Regions from separate parts of the Homo sapiens genome. Here regions 1 and 3 are each linked to region 2. A link is an interaction called in ENCODE POLR2A ChIA-PET data of the cell type or tissue named here. Cell type or tissue: MCF 10A. All regions are shown on one strand.

Evidence for each region. ChIA-PET counts read pairs that join two places held together with the same protein. Peaks named below come from ENCODE experiments on the same cell type or tissue, not always from the same donor. Only the 100,000 strongest peaks of a DNase experiment are listed, where the experiment ranks them.
Region 1: POLR2A ChIA-PET joins it to region 2 with 29 read pairs; 9 of 35 experiments call an interaction of 5 or more read pairs at or near these places.
Region 3: POLR2A ChIA-PET joins it to region 2 with 15 read pairs; 5 of 35 experiments call an interaction of 5 or more read pairs at or near these places.

What each region holds. Positions count from the first base shown.
Region 1 is chr17:28,278,747-28,286,746 of GRCh38, forward strand. It overlaps the pseudogene KRT18P55. Among named protein-coding and RNA genes, the nearest start is that of TMEM97, 36 kb to the right of the region's middle. RefSeq lists an enhancer at 3,341-4,540. In MCF 10A, no CTCF peak of the experiment used is centred here; a DNase peak (open chromatin) is centred at 4,045.
Region 2 is chr17:28,332,326-28,340,325 of GRCh38, forward strand. IFT20 (intraflagellar transport 20) reads right to left here and starts at 3,147. Exons shown (of 5, transcript NM_001267776.2): 1 at 3,015-3,147. TNFAIP1 (TNF alpha induced protein 1) reads left to right here and starts at 3,436. Exons shown (of 7, transcript NM_021137.5): 1 at 3,436-3,531; 2 at 7,083-7,401; 3 at 7,984-8,000. The coding sequence starts at 7,197. RefSeq lists silencers at 2,844-3,035, 3,529-3,578 and an enhancer at 2,959-3,488. In MCF 10A, no CTCF peak of the experiment used is centred here; DNase peaks (open chromatin) are centred at 3,276, 4,096, 4,346 and 6,396.
Region 3 is chr17:28,567,759-28,575,758 of GRCh38, forward strand. It overlaps PIGS (phosphatidylinositol glycan anchor biosynthesis class S), which reads right to left and starts at 3,766. Exons shown (of 12, transcript NM_033198.4): 1 at 3,705-3,766; 2 at 3,291-3,430; 3 at 3,094-3,205. The coding sequence starts at 3,738. It overlaps ALDOC (aldolase, fructose-bisphosphate C), which reads right to left. Exons shown (of 9, transcript NM_005165.3): 2 at 7,663-7,786; 3 at 7,365-7,576; 4 at 7,194-7,248; 5 at 6,938-7,098; 6 at 6,736-6,819; 7 at 6,309-6,483; 8 at 5,977-6,176; 9 at 5,362-5,863. The coding sequence starts at 7,774. The coding sequence ends at 5,768. RefSeq lists a silencer at 3,110-3,306 and enhancers at 3,287-3,406, 4,097-4,146. In MCF 10A, a CTCF peak has its summit at 7,832; a DNase peak (open chromatin) is centred at 3,843.

The DNA.
Region 1 (8,000 bases), 54 kb before region 2:
AACAAATGAGAAGCAATGAGATCACATTTATCCTGTCAAACTGACATATATTTTAAAGTTTGAGGACATAGGGAAACTGAAACTCTCATACCCAGCTGGTGGGATTATAAATTGGTAAAACGGCCGGTCGTGGTGGCTTACGTCTGTAATCCCAGCACTTTGGGAGGCTGAGGTGGGCGGATCACGAGGTCAGGAGATCGAGACCACCCTGGCTAACACGGTGAAACCCCATCTCTACTAAAAATACAAAAAAATTAGCCGGGTGTGGTGGCAGGCGCCTGTAGTCCCATCTACTCTGGAGACTGAGACAGGAGAATGGCATGAACCCGGGAGGCGGAGCTTGCAGTGAGCCGAGATTGCGCCACTGCACTCCAGCCTGAGTGACAGAGTGAGACTCTGTCTCAAAAAAATAAATAAATAAATAAAAAATAAAAATAAATGGGTAAAACACTTTAAATGCTTTCTGCTTTTAAAGTTATTTCTACTAAATAGTAGAAATAACTATTCTACTAAATAGTAGAAATAACTATTCTACTAAATAGTAGAAATAACTATTCTACTAAATAGTAGAAATAACTATTCTACTAGTTATTTTTAAAATAACTAGTAGAATAAAGCATGTGTCCATTCTATGACCCAGTATTTTTAGTATTGAGGAGATGTACATGACATGGATGTTCATCAAAGCACTTTTGTACAGGCCCATAATCCACTGACTTTTCCCATCCAATCTCTATTTGCTTTGAACCAATTAGAGAAGATGTAGCCCATAATGCAATTCCAATCATTACATTTCATGCTATGAAAAGATAAATGTGAAACAACAAAGCAAGTATGAATGGCATGATAGGAACTACTAATATGCCAAGTGGAAAATCTGTTTCAAACTCAACTGGGAATTCCAACAACACAACATGCTGGAAGTCAATACGAAACAGTCGAGGCCAGGCGTGGTGGCTCATGGCTGTAATCCTAGCACGTTGGGAGGCTGAGGTGGGTGGATCATTTGAGGTCAGGAGTTCGAGACCATCCTAGCCAACATACAGTGAAACCCCATCTCGACTAAAAATACAAAATTAGCTGGGTGTGCTGGTGCAAGCCTGTAGTCCCAGCTACTTGGGAAGATGAGGCAGGAGAATCTCTTGAACCCGGGAGGCAAAGGTTGCAGTGAGCCTCGATCATGCCACTGTACTCCAGCCTGGGTGGCAGAGCGAGACTCCATCTCTCAAAAAAAGAAAAGAAAAAAAAAGAAACAGGTGATGCACAAGCATGACTTGTTAGGAGTGTGGCCATTAGAAAAAAGAAGTCTTGCCAGGCACAGTGGCTCATGCCTGTAATCCCAGCACTTTGGGAGGCCAAGGCAGGTGAATCACCTGAGGTCAGGAGTTCATAACCAGCCTGACCAACATGGTGAAACCCTGACTCCACTAAAAATATAAAAATTAGCCAGGCGTGGTGGCGTGTGCCTGTAATCCCAGCTACTTGGGAGGCTGAGGCAGGAGAATTGCTTGAACGCAAGAGACGGAGGTTGCAGTGAGCCGAGATCATGCTACTGCACTCCAGCCTGGGCAACAAGAGTGAGACTCCGTCTCAAAAATAAAAAAAGAAAGAAAAAGAAAAAAGAAGTCTTACCCTCTCTAGCATGGGATAGACTACCCTCTCTAGCATGGGTGGGTAGTCTTACCCACCCGTGGTGGGCTTGGGTGATAATATAACAAAGCAGAGAACTAGTAGCAAATAAGCCAGAGTCACTGTTGCTGTCTTAAAAAGGGTTTATAGAAGCTCTAGGAAGAATTTAAAAATGGAACTGCTTTTTAAAAGTTCATGAAACTATTCACCCCTCCTCAACCTGTAATACACATCAACTTTGCATCCAGGTTGCCTCTTACCACTATGAGCATGAAACAGGGTTTGGGAGTTAAGAGATCTGGGTTGAAGGTCCAGTTCTACAACAAACAAGCTGGGGGACACTGAGCAAGTCATTTAACTCCTTGGTACTTCCCTCTCTTCAACTACAAAATAGGGATATTAATAATAACAATTATTTAAAGGATTATAAAACTAAATGAAATATGAAAATGCTGTGTAACCTATACAGCATCACGTAAGTTTGTTCTTACTTTACTTAAAAGTAGTGGCAACAATCTAGTCATTTTCACTTCACCCACTTTGCCTCTACATTTAGCTCATCAAAGGGCAAAACCTGTATAGGAAAAAAATGTTCTTGAGATAAGGTTCTTAAGCCCAGCTGCTCATCAAAATTACCTGGAGGGCTTGTTAAATGTAGAGCTTCTTAAGACAGAGTCTCACTTTCTAGCCCAGGCTGCAGTGCAGTGGTGCAATCTTGCCTCACTGCAACCTCCACCTCCTGGATTCAAGCAATTCTCTTGCCTCAGCCTCCACCGTAGCTGGGATTACAGGTGCCCACCACCACACCCAGCTAACTTTTGTATTTTTAGTACAGACGGGGTTTCACTGTATTGGTCAGGCTGGTCTCGAACTCCTGACCTCAAATGATCTGCCCACCTTGGCCTCCCAAAGTGCTGGGATTATAGGCATGAGCCACTGAGCCCAGCCCTAAATGTAGAGCTTCTTGTGCCCCAGACATACTGAGGTTCTCTAGAGATAAGGTCCAGGACAGGGGACTGATTTTGGACTACATAGGGGACAAATGTGACCCCCTTTACCATTATGGAGATCTCAAAAATAGAAGCTTGGCTACTAGCTCCTCTATAAAGTTCATCTAAATGAAATATTTAAGTGTAAAATGTTTATTTTTTCATTTTTTTTCATTTATTCATTCATTGTTCAGGTAAGTTCAGAAATTTTCAAATAACCTTAAAATGTTACACTGAGACTATAATCCTAGGTGGCAATAATCAGTCCTCTCTAAACGTGGCACAACTCACACCACTTGCTATTGTCTCACACTCAGTCAATTTCAAATATGTATGCTACCACGAGGCCCCAGCTCCTACCTTCTTTGCTCCCTCCTTCTGAACCAAATGGGAGTTACAAGAAAATCCAGTGGGAGTTCTATCTACTGGTTTGAGAAGATTTAGTGAGAAAGGAAAAACTGGATTTTAAACTAATAAACTACATTTGAAAAGATATTACACTACATGAAAAGATATTACACTTTGTTCTCTTTTCCAGATGTTTAAGCACCATTACTTTGAATTTTGGTGGTAAATTTTAAATGAACTTTCTAAAGATTTTCTTTAATAAAATAGATTTCTTATAAAACACTTTTTACTTTGTATTCTTATTTTCAGGTTTCATCCCACTTTAAAATACCAATGCTTCTCATGGAAGAATAAAGTGATTCCACTAACTCACAGACACCTGTGCTCCACGTATCTATCAGCAAGTATAGCTGCATGTACAGAAAATAGTTGCTTGCTTCTTTATTCTCACAAGCTGAGACTTTTCACTTGTTAATCATTAAAAAAAAAATTGAAATTCTTTTTTTTGTTTTTTGAGATGGAGTTTCACTCTTCTTGCCCTGGATGGAGTGCAATTGCGCTATCTCGGCTCACTGCAACCTCCGCCTCCCATTCTCCTGCCTCAGCCTCCTGAGTAGCTGGGATTATAGGCATGCACCACCAGGCCCAGCTAATTTTGTACTGTAGAGACGGGGTGTCTCCATGTTGGTCAGGCTGGTTTCGAACTCCCGACCTCAGGTAATCCGCCTGCCTCAGCCTCCCAAAGTGCTGGGATTACAGGCATGAGCCAACGCACCTGGCCAACAAATTGAAATTCTAAGTTAAATTGCTCAGTTCTCTATTAAGCCTCCACTGTACCTTTAACTTCATAATTACAACAGTCATTATACTGTATTAAATTTGTTACATTTGTCTCCTTATTAGAAATAAGCCTCTGGAGAGCAGAAGGGCAGACGTTATATTTTACTCACTCTTAAAGACTTAGTACAGATCTGGCTTTTTTTTTTTTTTTTTTTTTGGAGACAGAGTCTCACACTGTTACCCAGATGGCTCACTGCAACCTCCACCTCCTGAGTTCAAGTGATTCTCATGACTCAGCTTTCAAGTAGCTGGGAATACAGGCATGCACCAACATGCCTGGCTAATTTTTGTATTTTTAGGAGAGACAGGATTTCGCCATGTTGGCCAGGCTGGTAATCCGCCCACCTCAGCCTCTCAAAGTGCTGGGATTACAGTCGTGAGCCACGACGCCCGACCCAGATCTGGCATATTCTAAGCATGCAATAAACAAATGCAGAATACAAAACAAGAAAAGCAACAATAGAGAATACATAAATGCACAGTAATTACTATCCTTTAGGAATTTACAGTCTACTGAGGGTAAAAGACACACATCAACAAAAATTATACAAGAGAGAACATTTAAAATGCCACAGGAGAGAAATATAAAGTATAAGAAGAAATCAGGGAGGAAATTACAGTATAAGATATAAGTTACAGTACTTTCTTTTTCCCTGGACACCAATTTCCATCCCTAAATATTTGGCAAAAGTTCTTACCACTCAATTTTAACCTCAGGTTTCTAGTGAATTTATACTCATCATGAAAAATATATATTACGACTTCAAGTGCCCTAAGAAAATATATCATATTCAGAATTATCTCCACTTTTTCCGGCCCAGTATATTTCAATTCTGTAGCACTGGTATTCCTTACCACTATCATATCTCCCCAGGATAGAGAAGTGAACTAGCACCTACAGTTTAGGTATGTTAAGGCATATTGGTTAAAAGCATAGGTTTCAGTACCATGATTCTACCACTTATTTGCTATAAGACCTTGGGCAAATTATTGCTCAGAATGTCAATTTCCTCACCTATAAAATGGGAATGTCTATCTCAAAGAGGATTTAAATTAGATAATTCATGTGCAAGCACTCAGTAAACAATAAATGATAGCTGTTATAAAGGATTAACAATAAATCTAGTGAACAGGGGCTTGCTAGTCAAACACGTGCATAAACTGACTATATACTGTGCTTCATAGTTCACGTGTTTTATCAACCTTCATAGTTATACCTCCCTTTCCATTTCCAGTGCTATTACTTTTTCAAGCCTTTATCTACACTCATACCCAGATAACTTTCTAAATGGTTTTCCATCTCCCTCCTCAGACATACATTGACCAGACTATTATTTTATTTCCACCACAAATGCCAGGCTGGGGTAATGGAAAGAGCTTTAGATTTCAAATAAAAGAATTTGGGTTTGGGTTTCAGCAGTATCACTAAAACATTGTAGAATGCTAAAAATAAATTTCTCAACTGTATAATGAGTTTTAGATTAAATTATCTTCAATCTCTCTTTGTTGTTGTTGTTGTTGTTTTTAAGAAAGGGTCTCTGTCACTCAGGCTGGAGTGCAGTGGCATTATCTCAACTCACTGCAGCCTTGACTTTCTGAACACAAGCGATCCTCCCACCTCAGTCCCCAAGGTAGCTGGGACTATAGGCATACGCCACCATGCCCAGCTAACTTTTTTTTTTTTTTTTGTACTTTTAGTAGAGACAGGGTTTTGCCATGTTGCCCAGGCTGTTCTCAAACTCCTGAGCTCAAACGATCCACCCACCTTGGCCTCCCAAAGTGCTACGATTACAGGCGTGAGCCACCATGTCCAGCCTTCAGTATCTCTTCTTGCTATAAGTCTATACCTCTCTTCTGATCAAAAATTGCCTTTGGCTTACAAAATACAATTCCGCATTGAAGGAGCATTAAAGCCTTCCACATTCAGTGTGGCATGAGTTTTGGAGGCAGAAGGCCTAAGATCTTAATCCTGATTCTATAGTTTACTGGTTGCTTATCCTTGAACTTATTAAACTTCTCTACACAAAAGAGAAGTTTCTTACACGAAATGGGAATAACAGTAATTCTCTCAGGGGCCTATTATAAGATTTTAATGAGATATTTGTTAAGTGCTTAGCACATAGTAAACAATAAATAAGTATGAGATTTGTGCCTATTCTAATATTTCCCATTTCTGCCTTCCAGTTATAAGGGTGTGTGTGTGTGTGTGTGTGTGTGTGTGTGTGTGTGTTGAGACATGGTCTCACTCTGTCACCCAGGCTGGAGCACACTGACATGGACAGGGCTCCCTGCAGCCTCAACTTCCTGGCCTCAAGTGATCCTCCCACCTAAGCTGCCCAAGTAGCTAGGAACAAGGGTGCACACCACCACACCAGGCTAATTTTTTTTTTTTTTTTTGTAAAGACAGGGTCTCACTATTGTAGCCCAGGCTGGTCTCAAACTCCTGAGATCAAGAGATCTTCCCACCTCAGCCTCCCAGTGTGTTGGGGATTATAGGCGTGAGCCACCGCGCCCAGCCTAGTTACAGTTTTTGTTTTTGTTTTTGTTTTAAGATAGTCTTGCTCTGTCGCCCAGGCTGGAGTGCAATGGCACAATCTTGGCTCACTGCAACTTCTGCCTCCAGAGTTCAAGCCATTCTCCTGCCTCAGTCTCCCAAGTAGCTGGGATTACAGGCATGCGCCACCATGCCCAGCTAATTTTTATATTTTTAGTAGAGATGGGGTTTCGCCATGTTGCCAGGCTGGTCTCAAACTCCTGACCTCATGATCCACCTGCCTCGGCCTCCCAAAGTGTTGGGATTACAGGCGTGAGCCACCGCACCCAGCCTATAGCTTTTAAACTGTTCCTGGAGACCTAGAACTCTGCTTCAATCAAAACAACTGAGTGGGCCGGGTGTGGTGGCTCACGCCTGTAATCCCAGCACTTTGGGAGGCTGAGGCGGGTGGATCACCTGAGGTCAGGAGTTCGAGACTAGCCTGGCCAACATGATGAAACCCTGTCTCTACTAAAAAATACAAAAATTAGCTAGGCGTGGTGGCTCATGCCTATAATCCCAGCTACTGGGGAGGCTGAGGCAGAAGAATCGCTTGAACCCAGGAGGCAGAGGTTGCAGTAAGCCAAGGTCACGCCATTGCACTCCAGCCTGGGTGACAAGAGCGAAGCTCCGTCTCAAAAACAAAAACAAAAACAAAAAAAACACTGTGTGGGCTTCCCTTCTCTTTCATATACTGAAGTTCAACATTAAAAAAAAATTTTGAGGTGGTTTCTTCTGTTAAAGAATGCATGAAATCCACTATGCCATAGACACAATCTGCTCCAATTAGCTATGCCTACTCTTTGTCAACTGCAATTACTGTGTATACATCAGTATCTCCTGTCTTTGGTAATACCTATTCCTCTCTCCTCAGGACTTCTTTCCGAAGTCATCCCTAGTCACTCTTCTTTTGAACCCTTATAGCATTTTATTTTTATTATTTAGAGACAAGGTCTTGCTCTGTTGCCCAGGCTGCAGTGCAGTGGCATAATCATAGCTCACGGTAACCTTCAAATCCTAGACACAAGCAATCTTTTTACCTCAGCCCCCCAAGTAGCTAGGACCATAGGTGTGCACTACCTTGCCTGGCTAATTTTTAGATGGGGTCTCACTATGTTGCCCAGGCTCAAACTCCCAGGCTCAACTGATCCTTCTGCTTTAACCTTTTGAGTAGCTAGGACTACAGGCACATGCCACTGGAACTGCAACTTCTTTTCTGATTATTATTTTTTCTTGACTTAACTCACATTTAAGGTCTTTTAATTTATCCTTTAAATGTGATGATCTCTGTACTAGGAAACAAGTAGTCCCTTTATATACAGCATGCAAGTTCCCCATTCTCATTCCCTCTCCTCTCCTGCAATCCCTTTCATCCTCATATTTATTTTAATTTTTGTAGAGACAGGCTCTCGCTATATTGCCTAGGCTACTCTTGAACTCCTGTCCTCAAGCAATCCTCCTGCTTTGGTCCCCCACAGTGCTGGGACTGCAGGTATGAGCCACCACGTCCGGCCCTTTCCTTTTCTATTTTATCCCTAAAACCTAACCTCTTACTGTTGACAGCCAATTCTGACTAATCTTGTTTATTATCTGGGCCTCTTTTCTATTGTTTATATTTATTCCATTAAAAAGGTCAAAGACTCTATAGAGCCCATACCTTA
Region 2 (8,000 bases):
CTGGGGGTACAAAGATGAATGCAACACGGTGCCCGCCCTGAAGAGCACATAGTTCAGCTGGAAGAAGACAGACACGGAAACTGAAAAACCACACTGCGTTAAATGCTTGTTTAGAAACATCAGTAAAGAGCCAGAGGAGGACAGAGCCATTAATGAAGGAGTGACATGTGAACTAAGTTGTAAGCCATCAGTGTATTTACTTTATATATCACCAGTTATGTACTGAAAAGCACATGAAAAGGCTTCTCAAATACATATACTGGAACAACACAAAAACCAAATAAAGGAAATCCGAGTAAATTAAAAATTATGGTTAAAAAATAAAAAGTCAGGAGTAAGAATATTACTCAAAACGTATGCTTGCCTGAATTGGGAATCAAAGTTGGGTCATTCTCTTCCTAGCAGAAAACACAAAAAGGAATGAAGTATCAGCAAGAACATATCAAGGCAGGAGAACAGGGATAGGTATTCCAAGCAGAGAAAACAGCATGGACAAAGGCCTGAAGTCACTGAAAGGACCTATCTCACCTAAGGACGAGAGGAAAAAGAATGGAGCTGGAAAGGTGAGCTGGAGCCAGACCAGGAAGACCCTGCATGCCAAGCTAAGGAGTTTGGATTTTTTCTGTAGGCAACAGAGAACTAACAGAGATATCTTCTCCCTTACCAAGCCACCTTGCATTCCTGTTCCAAAGGATGCCTCAATTCTAGGAAGGAAATACTGAAAACTCACTCTTGTTCTGGCTCAAAACACACACACACACACACACACACACACACACACAATTAAACATAGACATCTTTATGACCTGTTTAAAAAGGGAGGCAATGCTACTTACATCTAGCAATTGGCTGCTATGCCAATTCTAAAACCCAGGTGCTCCAAAGTCTACCATCACCTGGACTTGCACCAGCCCCTTCCCTCTGCCCCCACTGCCCCCAGCCTCAGCTGTTTCCCTTCTGGCTTCCTTAGAGAAGTCCTGTTCTGAATGGGGTGATTCTGGGGTTGGCTGTCCAGGGCAGGTGTGCCAAGGAGGAGCAATGGCTGGAAAATAATCAAGTCTCACTGTTTCCAGAACTTCTGGTTTTTAAGATGACCAGAAATCCAGTACCTCAATGTTGGTATGTAATCCAAAAATTTTAAGTAAGGGGGAAAACCCACATCCAACACTGCATGGGCCAACTAATACATGTCTATGAGCTGTCTGTAGACGACTCTGGCCTTTGGCCTCACTGGAATCCACTGATGTAAGTGAGCTAGCATCATCCTTTTGAAGCATTTTGTTCATCTGTAGCTTCCTTAAAATAGGGCTTTTTAAAAAGATCTGGCCAGTGCAGTAGCTCATGCCTGTAATCCCAGCACTTTGGGAGACTGAGGTGGGAGGATCACTTGGGCACAGGAGTCTGAAACCAGCCTGGGCAATGTGGCAAAATACCGTCTCTACAAAAGATTTCTAAGATAGCCAGACCTGGTGACAGGTGCCTGTAGTCCCAGCTACTTGGGAGGGTAAGCTGGGAGGATCGCTTAAGCCCAGGAGGTGGAGGCTGCAGTGAGCCGTGTTCACACCACTGCACTCCAGCCTGGGCAACAGAGTGAGACCCTGTCTCAAAAAAAAAACCAAAAAATCTGTCTTTCGCAGCTACAGGTCATTAATCTGACCAGCTGCTCCAGAAAGATTGAAGTAACATGAGGGAGCAAATATCTGCTTCAACTTCCACCCCCTTCCCTGAGAGCATGCATTTATTCAGAAACATCCACTCAGTCCCTGCTCTGGGGACAGACTAGTGAAAACAATGCCTCTGGACAGATGGTAAAGAAATAATCACAAATCGTGATATTACTATAAGGAAAAGTACATGGTGCTGTGTGAAGTGCTGCAGGAGGACACAGTTCATGGGGGGCGGACTTGGAGGGGAGGGCCAACAGAGGCCTTCTGAAAAAAATGACACTTAAACAGACCTAAAGACTGTCCAAAAGTATGTCAAGTGAAAGGGGAAGCAAGGCATTGCAGGCAGAAGGAAACACGTATGTGAAGATCCTGAGGCAACAGGAAATTTGATGCATTCCGAGAACAGAGACTGAGCAAGAGAAGGGAACAGAATGAGGCTAGACAGGGAGACAACAGCTGGATCACCGAAGGCTCTGAAAGACGCAGTCATGAGCTTGGATTTTATCAGAAGGGTAATGGGACAGCCAGCGGGTTCTCAGCAGACCAACAAAATCAGACTTAGAAAGATCACTCTTGCTCAGCCTGAGAGAACCGATTGGAGGGAACAAGAGAGGGCAAAGCCCCAAGTACCTTCTTGTTCATCACTCTAACCCTAGCACCTAGCATGGTGCCCACACATAACTGGCACTCAGTAAATGTTTGTGGAATGAATGACCGTGGAAACAGGAGACTATTGCAGTAACCAAGGCTGGCAGCCGAACACAAGTGTTCCGAGTTGAGATGTTTTGTAAGTCGAGGTGATGGGGCTTAGCAATGGACTGACTGAATGTGGGGGTTTGGGGATAAGAGAAAAACAAGTCAGGCATGACTCCCATGAATCTGGCTTGGCCCACCTATCTGATTGGAAGGGCTGGCTTAAAGAGATAGGTAAGATGGAAGAAGAGGTGCAGGGAAAGAGTTCACAGATTATCTACCAACTCCCATCACACGCGTGTCTGAGCATCTGAGCAACACCTGGCCCAAGAGCTGGGACTAAGCTCCCTGAGCATGAGGCGGTGGCATACTTTCTGCGCCCCGGCTCTCCCAGATGCATGCGAGGCACTGCGAGCCGACTCTTTACTATGTAAACTCCCCGAACTTATCCGAGCCGCAGTTTCCTCGTAAGATCGTGGCAAGCATCAACGCATCAAACTCCAGGCCTAAGCTGGGTGTGAAAGCGCCCCCCTGAGAGTGGGGCGGAATTCCCACGTCTCTCCCCGCCCGGTACTGCCTTTCCTCAGGACGCGGGCCTGTCAGGCTCCTCTCGCCCCTGGTCCGCCCGCGTCCCCCGACCCGAGGTCAGCCTACCTGCCGGCCCCGCGGCGGCAGCGCGCTGCAGCCCAGGCTGATGTAGACAGGCAGCTTCTCCTGGGTCAGCGACAGCCGGTACCCAGCCAGCCTGCCACGGCCGCTGCCACGGATACAGAGCCTGTTTACCTATGACGTCACTACCTTCCTGACTCCGGAAGCACTTACAGCCCCCATTCCACAGAGCCTGCTGGGAAACAGAGGCCCGAGGGGAGGCCCGGCCTACAAGACCCAGAAGCCTTAGCGCCGGCAAGGCGGCCAGAAGTAGCTCTGCTCTCTCCGCGAAGACCCTCGGGGGATTCCGCCTCCACCCTTTCCCGGATAGAGCGCTATGCATGCAGGGACTTGTAGTCTCAGGCTCCCCAGCCGGCTGGGCTGGGCAGCACTCCGGGCGGAGTCGACGAGCGCAGGATGTGAGCTCACAGCTTGGGACTGCTGAGGGGCAGGCGGCTGCAGGCTAGGGGCGGCTCGGAGTCCGCTGGCCACCCAGCTGAGAGGAGAGGCGCCCCCGGGGACGGTGAGAGCCGGGCCCGCCGATGCCCTCGGGGAAGGGATGGACGGCCCCTGCTGGAGTAGAGCGAGCCCGGCCGGGTCCTGGGGGAAAAGGCGCGGGCGGCGTAGGGGAGATGGAGAGCTCCGATCTCCCACGGAGGGTGGGCGTGAGAACCGGTGTGGGTTTCTCGGTAGTGAGGAGTGGTCCGGGCTAGAGAAGAGCCCACACCGGCCACATTTCCCAGGACTTTTTGGGTGACGCTTAACCTTTACACCTAGGGTTTCTGCTAGATCCGCCACTCTAGCCCTCAGCTTTCCTCCCGCCGTCCTCCGTGTCTGACGGATTTCTGGGTCCTTCTTCCTTTTAGACCCCTCCTCTTTCCACCTCCGCGGCTGTTTGCCCTTTGTTGTGCTTGGGTTCCCATTAGCTTCGTTGCGTGAGCCACGGATCCGCCCTTAGCCCCGGGCATCCCCAAATATCCACACACAAAGTGCGGAAGGAAGAGCACTGTGGCTATCAGTGGAAACTTCATTCTCACTGGAATTACTTTCTGGGGCGTCACCTGCCACAGAATTCCTGGAACCCATTGGTCTGGGCGGAATGTGATTGACGTCATCCAGGGGCTCAAAGCAATTGCTTTGTAGGAAAGGAAGAGATTAGCTCTGGATCCGCCGACCTCTCTTGGCAGGCCTATCCTTTGAGCTCCTTTGCATTGGCAGAACATGTATGTGTGCTTTCTCTGATCCTGGGAAAACTAGGACTAGACACAAAATACACAGGGAACTTGCTAATACCTGTTAGAGAGGTGGATTTATTCCTTTGAGGTGGGCGGGAAAAGGGAAGGTGATCTCATACCATTCTAGTGTTTCTTAGTCATTGGCAACCTCCTGGTGAGGGCTCACCTCCCATACCCAACCCCTGTGGCAAATGAAAGAGTCTCCCAGACAAGCCGCCAAAGGAATTCACTGCTTCACACAGCACCCACGCTGGCTGTCCACTTCCTTGGACATTCTTCCCAGGGACTTACCTAAATCTTTTCAGGGACAATTTCAGTCTAACAAACTGACGTATGTTAAATACTTAAAATGTGCATGGCATTGTGCTGAGCACCATTAGGGGAACACAGCGGTAAACTTGGGAAACCAGTGCCCTGCTTCTGGGTTGCACTTACAAGGCATGAGCAACTGTAAACTCCTGCATGTGATGAGCATTCGGTGAAATCATTCCACTTTTTTTCTGTCTCCATTATTACCAATGTGGTCCAGGCTGCCATCATCTCTTCTTGCCTAGACTACTGCTTCCTCTGGTCTTCCCACTTTCTCTCTTGCACCTTTACAATTCATTCTCTACCCAGCAGCAAGTTATCTTTTCAAAATACACTACAAGCAAGTCAGATCATATCACTCCCCTGCTTGCAACCCTCCAATTGATTCATATACTATATAGCAATTAGTATGAAATCCACCTTTGTTATCATCTAACGCCTGCCTTCCCTGACTTGACATCAAACCAACTTCCCCCTACTGTCTGTGCACCAGCCATTATGACCGTATTTCTGATCCTCAAACTTGTTTTAATTTTGTCATTGTTGAGATGAGATTTCCCTATGTCACCCAGGCTGACTTTCCCAGGCTCAAGCAGTCATCCCACCTCAGCCTCCCGAGCAGCTGGGACCACAGGCATGAGCCACCATATCTGGCTAATTTTTTTTTATTTGTAGAAACAAACTCTCACTATGTTGCCCAGACTGGTCTTGAACTCCTGGGCTCAAGCAATCCACCCACTTCGGCCTCCTAAAGTGCTAGGATTACAGGTGTGAGCCACCACACCCGCCCCCTAAAACTTGTTTCTAACAGGAACTTTGCACTTACTCTTCCATCTGTCTACAATGCTCTCTTCAAACCTCAGCTGAAATGTCACCATCCCAAAGATGCTTTTCCTGTCCCTTTGTCTAAATTAGTGCCTCTCCCTAATCACTCTCATATCACTGTTTTATTATCTTTATTGCATTTATCAGGTTCTGGAATTATCTGCTTATTTATTTAAGTCCTTGTTGCTAGTCTGTTTCCTTCCACTAGAATGTAAGCTCCATGTGGACATGACTTTCTATATGTGTTCTCTTCTGAGTACCCAATGCCTGGCACGTAGGGGTACAATAAATGCTAGCTTTCTCTCTTTTTAAAAATTCCTGTTATGATGCTTCTTTGAACTGTTTGAAGGCAAAGACAATATTTTTTCATTGTTCCCTACTGCTTAACATAGTAGGCACTCAGTAGTTTAATTGCTGAATGAGTTAAATGAGCTAGTACATATTAAATGCCAAGAGATGGGGTCTTGCTATGTTGCCAAGGCTGGTCTTGACTCCTGGGCTCAAGAGATCCTCCCACCTCGGCCTACTGAGTAGCCAGGAGTACAGGCAGGTGGCAGCACACATCTCACCTCATTGTTTTTAGATTTATCCTCTGATCTTTTCTAGTCCTTTCTTCTCCCATTCTTATTGGGAGGGAAGAGGAGAGTAGGGCTGGGCTCCCTCTCAGGAAAAAGAAAGGAAAACAGCCATCCTATAGCTGTTCTTCCCTGAAAAATGGTGACAATTTCAGGAACTTGGGACAAGGCTGGTGCCAAGAAAGGGGAAGGTCAGGAAGCCCCAGCCGAAGCCCAGGTAACCTGCACCAAGAACACTGGCCGGCACCCCCGACCCTGGCTTACTGCATTCTCTCCTGAAGCTGCTTTTACTTTCCTTCCTGAAGCCAGACTCTCGGTGGTGCTCAAAATAAACACTGGCACAGACTGCTCTGGAGGCTGGAATCTTTAGAAAGGAAGTGCATCCTGTCCCTCTGGCTCCTGGGAAACTCCTAGACTGGCTGGATTCCCAGTAGGTTTGGTTGGAAGTCTGGGATCCTGGGAACCTTGACAAGAAAGTAACTGGAATCTGACTGGTAGATCTCTAGGGTGATCTGTTCCTCTGGCCCTCTCTAACTGGTTCCATGGGTTTGCTTGTCTTCCTCGCTGCCCTGAGTGGAGCTGAGTCTCAGGGAGGCTGATGAGGTGACCAGGGCAGGAGTCTGGGAGACTGCCTCCAGCCCTGGTTCCTGCTATAGTAAAAATGGCAGGGAGGCCAGACGCGGTGATTCATACTTATAATCCCAGCACTTTGGGAGACTGAGGTGGGCGGATCGCCTGCGCTCAGGAATTCGAGACCAGCCTGGGCAGCATGGTAAAACCCTGTCTCTACCAAAAAAAAAAAAAAAAAAAATTAGCTGGGTGTGGTGGTGTGCACCTGTGGTCCCAGCTACTCAGGAGGCTGAGGTGGGAGGATCACTTGAGCCTGGGAGGCAAAGGCTGCAGTGAGCCGAGATGGCACCACTGCACTCCAGCCTGGGTGACAGAGTGAGACCCTGTCTCTAAGAAAAAAAAAAAAAAAAAAGAAAGCAAAATGGCAGGGACTTAGCCTCTGCCAGGGAGCAGTGCTTGGGCTTGTCAGGGAGAGAATGAGTACGGTCGTGTTTCTGCTATTGTCTCCTCCTGGGCTGTCTCAGCTGGTTCGTGTCTTCTCTTCCCTCTCCCATGTACAGCACTGAGATTATGAGGCTCTGGCCTCCACTGGCCACTCACTCGTGACCCTTTCCACCACGGCGGAGCCTTCCAAGCCTACCTCCTGCCGTGTGGTGATCTACCTGCAGCGGGAGATGTCGGGGGACACCTGCCTGTGCCCAGCCTCAGGGGCCAAGCCCAAGCTCAGTGGCTTCAAGGGAGGAGGGTTGGGCAACAAGTATGTCCAGCTCAACGTGGGCGGCTCTCTGTACTACACCACTGTGCGGGCCCTGACCCGCCACGACACCATGCTCAAGGCCATGTTCAGTGGGCGCATGGAGGTGCTGACCGACAAAGAAGGTGAGGCACTGGGGCTGCCGCTCGGGGTGGGGAGGGCAGGAGGAGTTCCCAAGGAAATGACCAGATCTAGAATTCAGTCACTTTTCCTCTTCACTTTATGTAGGGTGTCTTCACCTGGAGTCCCTAGTAGAGCTTCAGAATTCTGTGAAATTGTATATGGAATGCTGTGTTTATGCATTTTCCAGGAAGAAGAGCCATACTTTTAAAATATTTAAATAGGACAAGATTCTCATAGGAGCCGTCACCTTAAGACTGGGCAGCGGGCAGAAGGCCGGCAGTGGCTGGTGGTTTCTGTGTTGGGCTGGGCCTGGTACCCTGAGCCTAGGCCCCTGTGGCTTCTACAGCCTGGAGGGCTGTATCCCCCGTGGGATGTGCCAGTTCTGGGTTTCAGAGAGGAAGGGTGAAGAGCAGCCATGGGCCTGAGTGCTAGAACCTCCATCCCCGCCTCTGTCACCCTGCGTAAGGGCTTTGTGCTCGTGGACCCCCTTCCCTGCCACCTGCCGCCAGCTTGTCAGGTGGCCTTTGCCTGCCTCGGAGGTACCTGGCGGCAAACTAACCCTGTAGGGCCTTCTGCACCCCTAGGCTGGATCCTCATAGAC
Region 3 (8,000 bases), 240 kb after region 2:
CTTCTACTGTTCTGGTTTTATTTCATTTCCTCTTTCTCTCTTCCTCATTCACTCCAGTGAAGCCACAAGGAGATTCTCACTGCTCCTGAAAGGTACAACACTTGCTCTTAACTCGGGACCTTAGACATGCTTTTCCCTCTGCCAAGATGCTCTTCCCCCAGATATCTGCACAGTCTATTCCCTCGCCTTTTAGGTATTTACTCGAATGTCCTCTTTTCAATGAGACCTCCCTTGTCCACCCTATCTAAAACTGCAATCCCCTCCCATTCCTCAAGAAAATTCCCTCTCCTCCTGTCCTGCTCTATTTTTCTTCTGTCACCATCTAACATACATTTGACTTACTTGTCTTTTTTTCTTTTTTTTTTTGAGATGGAGTCTTTGTCACCCAGGCTGGAGTGCAGTGGTGGGATCTTGGCTCACTGCAACTTCCACCTCACAGGTTCAAGCGATTCTCCTGCCTCAGCCTCCCAAGTAGCTGGGATTACAGGCGCCCGCCACCACGCCCGGCTAATTTTTGTATTTTTAGTAGAGATGGGGTTTCACCATGTTAGCCGGGCTGGTCTCAAACTCCTGATCTCAAGTGATCTGCCTGCCTCGGCCTCCCAAAGTGCTGGGATTACAGGTGTGAGCTACCACATCCAGCTTTGTCTTTTTTATTGTCTTCTTCTTGTCTGTTTTGTTCACTGCTATATCTCTAGTAACTAGAACTGTATCTGACATAGCTACAAAGTAAATACTTGTTGAATAAATGAACAACGCTATTACTATTTCCGTCTAACAGATGAGGAAACCAAGGTTTAGAGAAGTTAACAACCTTACTCAAATTTACACAAATAAGTGGCAGAATAAGGCTTGAATTCCAGCTCTCTGATCCCAGATTCTATACTCTTGGTCACCCTTTATACGTGTTGCCTATACTATACGTTTACAGTATACCCATATTACTGAACACTGTGTTATCAAATATGAAGAAATCCATGATAAACTGAAAACAATCAAATTTCAAACTAACTTGTGAGGGATAGTCCAATTTTTGTTTAGAAAACAAGAAGTTTGGCTGGGCATGGTGGCTCACGCCTGTAATCCCAGCACTTTGGGAGGCCGAGGCTGGTGGATCACTGGAGGTCAGGAGTTTGAGACCAGCCTAGCCAACATGGTGAAACCCCGTATCTACTAAAAATGCAAAAAATTAGCTGGGCGTGGTGGCAGGCGCCTGTAATCCCAGCTACTTCAGAGGCTGAGCCAGAAGAATCGTTTGAACCCAGGAGGCAGAGGTTGCAGTGAGCCAAAATCGTGCCATTGCGCTCCAGCCTGGGCAACAAGAGCGAAACTCCATCTCAAAAAAAAAAAAAAAAAAGAAAGAAAACCAGAAGTTTGTGTGTGTACAGAGGCTGAACCATACGAAATATCATTTTTTTAAAAAAATGTTTTAACCAGCCGGGTGCGGTGGCTCACACTTGTAATCCCAGCACTTTGGGAGGCTGATCACTTGAGCCCAGGAGCTCGAGACCAGCCTGGGCAACATGGCGAAACCCTATCTCTACTAAAAATACCAAAACAAATCAGCTGGGTGTGATGGTGTGCGGCTGTAGTCCCAGCTATTAAGGCAGGTGGGCTGAGATGGGAGGATCGCTTGAGCCCAATAGGTCAAGGCTGCAGTGGGCCCTGATCGTGCCACCATACTCCAGCCTGGGCAACAAAGAGAGACCCTTTCTCAAAAAAAAAAAAAAAAAAGAAAAGAAAAGTTTTCACCAAGGCTAAAGAACTAAAAAAGTAAATGGCACACAGATGCCTCATGCTCTAGACTCAGCCCAAATCTCCAGTCATTCCCAGTCTTTCACTACACATTCCAGTAAGGCAAAACTGCTCATAGGTCCCCCAATATGCTGATTCACCCCGCCACACTTTCACACAGGAGTATAGTTTGTTGGTTAAAAGCTTGAACACTGGAATCAGTCAGGCCTGGATTTAAATCCCAGTTCCATCTCTTACTAGCTGTGTGACCTTGCACAAGTTAAATTCTCTAAGGCTCAGTTTCTTCATTTATAAAATGGGGATCATATCATTAGAAAGGATTAAATGAGGCAACACATATAAAATGCTTCACCTAGTTTCTGGCACACAGCGAGCAACAACTATCAGCTATCCTTATACTGTCTCATGCTATTAACTTTGCCTGAAATTCTCTCCCTCCTTTTCCCACTTAACCTGAATTCCTACACATCCTTTAAAAATCCGACTTAAGAATTACATCTCTCAAAACTTTCTCTGCCTTTCTTTCCTCCCAGATGGTTAATACTCTTTACTAAGTGCAATCTCTGTTTCTTGTATACTTCTACTGTAATTTATTTTATCTTTCTCCCCTACCTATGAACATCTTGAAACCATTATCAATTTCTTATTCATTCCTAAATTCTTGGTACCTAAAAAAAAGTACCCCAGTAAAGTGTTTAATGTTAAACTGAATAGGGGCTGGGCGCGGTGGCTCACGCCTGTAATCCCAACACTTTGGGAGGCTGAGGCATGCGGATCACCTGAAGTCAGGAGTTCGAGAGCAGCATGGCCAACATGGCATAACCCCGTCTCTACTAAAAATACAAAAATTAGCTGGGCGTAGTGTCGCGCGCCTGTAATCCCAGCTACTCGGGTGGCTGGTGCAGAAGAATCGCTTGAACCCAGGAGGCAGAGGTTGCAGTGAGCCAAGATGGCGCCACTGCACTCCAGCCTGGGCGACAGAGCGAAGCTCCGTCTCAAAATATAATAAATAAATAAACAAACAAACTAAATAGGGCCTATATGCAAATCCAATTTAATTTCAAACTCTGTGTTCTTTCCACTATATCCCACCTCTTCCCCTATACCCTGATGGGCATCAACTGCTTCCGATTAGGTAGCCTGTCTTACGAGTAAAATTGCTATTTAGTGACTGTGAATTTGAAAGTAGTTTTTTTCTGACCAAACACACTGTTCATTCAGAGGTCTTTCAACAGTAAGTTTTTAACTGCGTTTATGGTACACCCCCGCTCCTCCCACCCAACTCAGCTCTGAACTGAGCTCAGAGGCGAAAAGCAGCCCTGATCCCCAGTAACTCACATTTCAGAGGAATCTCTCTTTCATGCACAACGGTGAAGGGCAGCTTCTCCTGGTCGTCCAGGGGCACTGACTCCCGCGTAAACACGACAGTGACAGGCACCATGAGGCGGAGCTACAGGAAGGAGCATCAGGGCCGTCACTGAGTCTCCACCTTGCCGGGGGGGCTGTCCCCCGACCCTCCCGCACAGCAGTCTCACCTGAAGGGCATTCAGGCCACTGATCTGGGAGTAAGGCAACGAGGCCCGGTAGGTCTCCGTGGTCTTCCACCAGAGCGGTAGCCCCAGCACGATGGCCACCGCAGCGAAGAAGAGGGCGGCGCGCTTGCCCCGGGCCACCTCTGAGGGCATGGGGAACCGACTGAGGCGCTGGAAACGGGCTAGGGTACCGGCCCCATCCCCGACGCGGAGAAGCCCCAACCACCGGCCTCCAGGGGCCCGCGTTCATTGGGATCTCCGTGCGAAGGGACCCGGCCCAAGCCTGAAGGGAATCTCGTCTGAAGAGACCCCCGAGCCCCCCGTCCGCGGGACCTCTCGCACACCACAATCCCCACCCCTGCTATTCCTCCCTTGCCATCAGCTAGCTGCAGGCCCCCCACCCGAAGCCCACCGCACCTAGGTGTGTAGCCGCAGCCCCGGCGGCCGCCATGCTAGCTTCCGGCTGCTCCGGCCACCGTGGGGGCAGAGCTTCGTGAGCCTCACCCAATCGGAATCTCTGCAACGAGGGGGCAGGACCGCGGCGGTGATCGGGGCCAATCGCGAGCGCTACTCCAGACCCGCAGACGGGAGCAAGCGGGCGAGGGGTGGGAGGGCTCCGCTGGGAGCTTCGCTGGGGATCTGAAAGGAAGTCACCCGGGCGCGGAGGGACAGCCTAGGGGCCGTGCGGGTTTCGGCGCTGCTGGAACGAAGTTCCCCGCTTCCCTGTAGAACACACTTCTAGCCCCGCAATCAAGAGCGCAACCTCTGCAGTCCTTAAATACTAGCTGGGCAACTACAGGCAGCTCCGAGGCTCATCTGAAAATGGAGATATTTACATAAATGAGGCCGTTCTTGTAAGGAGCCTGGCACACGGAAAGCCCTCAACGTCAACTGTCACGGTCTTATTATCCTTATCGTAGAACTCCTCTTAGGGTGCCCTCTCCTCAAAGCCTCAAACACGGAGGTAGCAAGCTAGTATGTTTTAGCACAATTGGCTCTCTCGCTATTTTAAAATACGTTTTAATTCATTTCCAACTTGGAAAACTCAGAATACTTCACTTAAAAATCTTGAAAAGTCATGAGCCCAGACTCTAGATGCTGATCACTGCGGTTCAAATCCTGGCTTCATCACTTATTAGGTGAGTGATCGTGAGAAGATCGTTCTGTGCCTATCTGTGCCTGTTTTCTCTATTAAAATAGGGATGATAGTAATAGTACCTACTTTATAGAGTTGTATGAAATGTGTCAGTACATATAAAGTGATTAGAACAGGGTTGGTGCTATGTGCAAGCTATTTTTGTTATTATAAAGTCAGGCCACACAGGGTGGAGCATTTGTAGCCTCCCCAGTTGACACAGAACACACGCAGCTTGTTATCTCTTCTTTTTATCTGCTTAGACCCAGGTTCTCAGCCTACCTCACAACCCAGCCCAGTGGTTAAAGTTCAGCATCAGGCCTCACCAGAGCTGTCCTTACCCAGACCCTCCAATTGGCTCCCTTTGTGCCCACTTCTACCCCAAATGAAAATGGGCCATAGCCCTTGGCAACCTCCTAGATGCCCTGCTCAGCCCTGGCAGCCCGCAGAGCCTTGGTTTTCCTCTTTGGGCGGGAGTCCAGGTGCTCGCTTGCCCTTACTGGTGTGGCTCACCCTAGTGGAAGGTACCAGGTCCCAGCTGGGCTTAACACTGCGAGATGGGAGAGACTCCCACCCACTCTTATCCCAGCCTGTCTTGCTGCCTCCCTGCTTTGAGCCTTGCACAAATCTGCCTTCAGGAGTTGCCAGTTTGGCCTCACTCCATACTTCTGTAGCTGCAGCCCAGTGCCACTGATGTGGCAGTCCCTAGAAGACTTGCAGTCTTCCTCATTGCCCCACTCCAGACTTGGACATCAAGAGAGCAAGAGCCTGAGCTGGGGATGGTGACTGCATGTGCCCTTCCTCCATAACTTGAAGCCCAGTAAGACTCAAATCCCACCCTCTCCACCTCCAGAGTCAGAGGGCCCAGAGATAGAATTAGCAGAGATCAGAAACTGGGAGGTGGGAATTTGATGTGTAAAACAGACAGGCAAAGTAGAATGTTTTGCTACCATTTATTTGCTGTATGGTATGTACTCAAGGCATGAGTCAGGGCTTCTGTACTACCCTCTGATCCCAGGAGACAGGGCAGGCAAGAAGGAGAGCCCAGGGAGAAGCTACCTCATCATGGGAAAATTGTGGGAGCTGGAAGAGGTAGGGGGAGACCCAGCCATCCTGTTCTGACTTCTAGCAATTTCTTCTGCCCTCAGTCATGAGGGGCTCCCTATCCTCCCATCCTATGGTCCCAGGTGCAGCAATGAGAGAGGGGAAGGGAAGAGAGAAAGGAAGACAAGTTGGTGCCAGGTGAAGGCATCTCTGCTCTGCATAGCTATTTGGCCCTGGCCATGACTACAAGCAAAAGTGGGTGCAGATGGCTGGGCCAAGGGCTGTGGTATGGAGTGGATACTCAGTAGGCATGGTTGGCAATGTAGAGTGACTGTGCTGCTGCTCCACCATCTTCTCCACTGCCTTCATACTTGCCCTGGGCTGCAAGCCCATTCACCTGCAAAAGGGAGCGTGGAGTAAGCAGGCTGAGCCAGCCCACAGGTGCCAAGCCCTGCCCAGGCTATAGCCTCTGGGTGCTGCCCCCACCCACCACCACCTGTAGCTCCCAACCTCAGCCCGCTTGATGAACTCCTCAGTGGCAGCCCCAGCATTGTCCCGTTGCCCTCGCCAGGCATTGAGTGCAGAGGCTTGCAGGGCACGCCCATAGGAGAAGGTAAGCGCCCAGGGTCGGGGAAGGGGGCAGCGGTTGATGGCATTGAGGTTGAATGATGCCTCTTCTTCGCTCTGACCCCCAGACAGGAAGGTCACTCCTAGTGTGGAGGAGAGAAGACAAACTGACTGGTCACTCCCAATTTTTCCAGGATAGGGAACCCCTGAAGGCCACAAGAAGGACCTGAAGATGGGCCTTAGGGATAGGAGCAGGTTAGGGAGCTGGGTAGTACCTGGGACAGCTGGGGGCACAGTGCGACGCAGGGCAGTGACAGTTGCCATGGCAATCTCCTCTGGGGTATACTTGATGGGACAGGCATGGCCCGGGGTCACCATGTTGGGCTTGAGCAGGGTCCCCTCCAGGTATACATGATGGTCACTCAGGGCCTTGTACACAGCAGCCAAGACCTGGGTGGGGATTAGAGGAGGTTTACTAAGGGTCTGGGCCCCCACTGGTTACTGCTCGATGCTCCCTATGTAGGGGTAGATGGGCACAGACTGTGAGGGCTCAGTACAGGCTCAGATCACAGGCCTGTGCCGGGATGAAGTGAAAAAGTGCTAGGGGAAAGTGTGCCTGGATCTAAGCTGGGGGTTCTGGGGAACAGACACTCCTGCCGAGCTGTCCCTGCAGTATGTTTGTGTGCCCAGGTGTGGACTCACCTTCTCTGTAACATACTGACAACGTTTGAGGTCGTGGTCTCCATCAGGCAATATTTCAGGTTCCACAATAGGCACAATGCCATTCTGCAGGCAAGAGCAGAGATGCTTGGGAGGGGCAGTAGGGGAGATGAAGAAAGCCTTGTGACTCTCTCCCCACCAGGCATACAGGGCACCTAGCTCACCACCCTCCCAACACACACACCTGCTGGCAGATACTGGCATAACGGGCCAGCACGTTGGCGTTCTCCAGAATGGCAAGTGCAGAGGGTGTACGCTCACTGATTTTCAGCACACAGCGCCACTTGGCAAAGTCAGCACCATCCTTCTTGTATTGGGCACAGCGTTCTGAGAGCCCATCCAGCCCTGCAAGCACAGTGCCAACCTCATTACTCTGCCCCTCTTTTACCAGCATCAACTATCTAACACCTCTTTGGTCCTCAAGCCCACCCATCCTATACCTTGAGTGGTGGTTTCTCCATCAGTCCCAGCTAGAGGCACCACACCCTTGTCAACCTGTAGAGGAAGTACAAGCAGAGGGTTGAATCCAGGCAGGATTCTCCTTGCTACCCCTCCTACACAAGCTTATTTTCACACCCAGCTTCCATTCAGAGCAGGGCCAGGGGCTGCACCTTGATGCCCACGACGATGCCCTTATCCTGGATGGTTCGGACGAAGGGAACACCATTATCATCTTTCTGGTAGAGGGTCTCATGGAAGAAAATGACGCCTCCAATGCACTTTTTCACACGGTCATCAGCACTGAACAGGACCTGGCGGTACAGCCGGCGGTTCTCCTCTGTGTTTTCCACCCCAATTTGGCTCAGCCGCTTGGCCATGCTGCCTAGGGGCAAACAAAGAGAGGCAGTGAGAACATCCCCAGGGTCCCCTAGCCACCTGTACCCTACCTGGCTACAGATGTCCACTTACCTACAGACTCATCCGCAGCCAGAATGCCTTTGCCCGGGGCTACAATCCGCAGGGCAATGTCAGACAACTCCTTCTTCTGCTCAGCAGAAAGGGCTGGGTACGAGTGAGGCATGGTGACAGCTCCCTGGAGTGGAGACAAGATAAAAAAGCCAGACCTCACCCTCTGCTGCCTCTCCTGGCCAGATGGGCCAAATGGCCTCCCCATCAAGCAAGGGGCTGGGAACAGGGCAGCAGTCCTTGGCATGAGTCCTGGGCATCAAGTGGCACCAGTCCTTCTGACAGCTAGCAAGCTTAGGGCTCCAGTTCCCACATCTCCTTTTGTCCCTGGTAGGCATCCT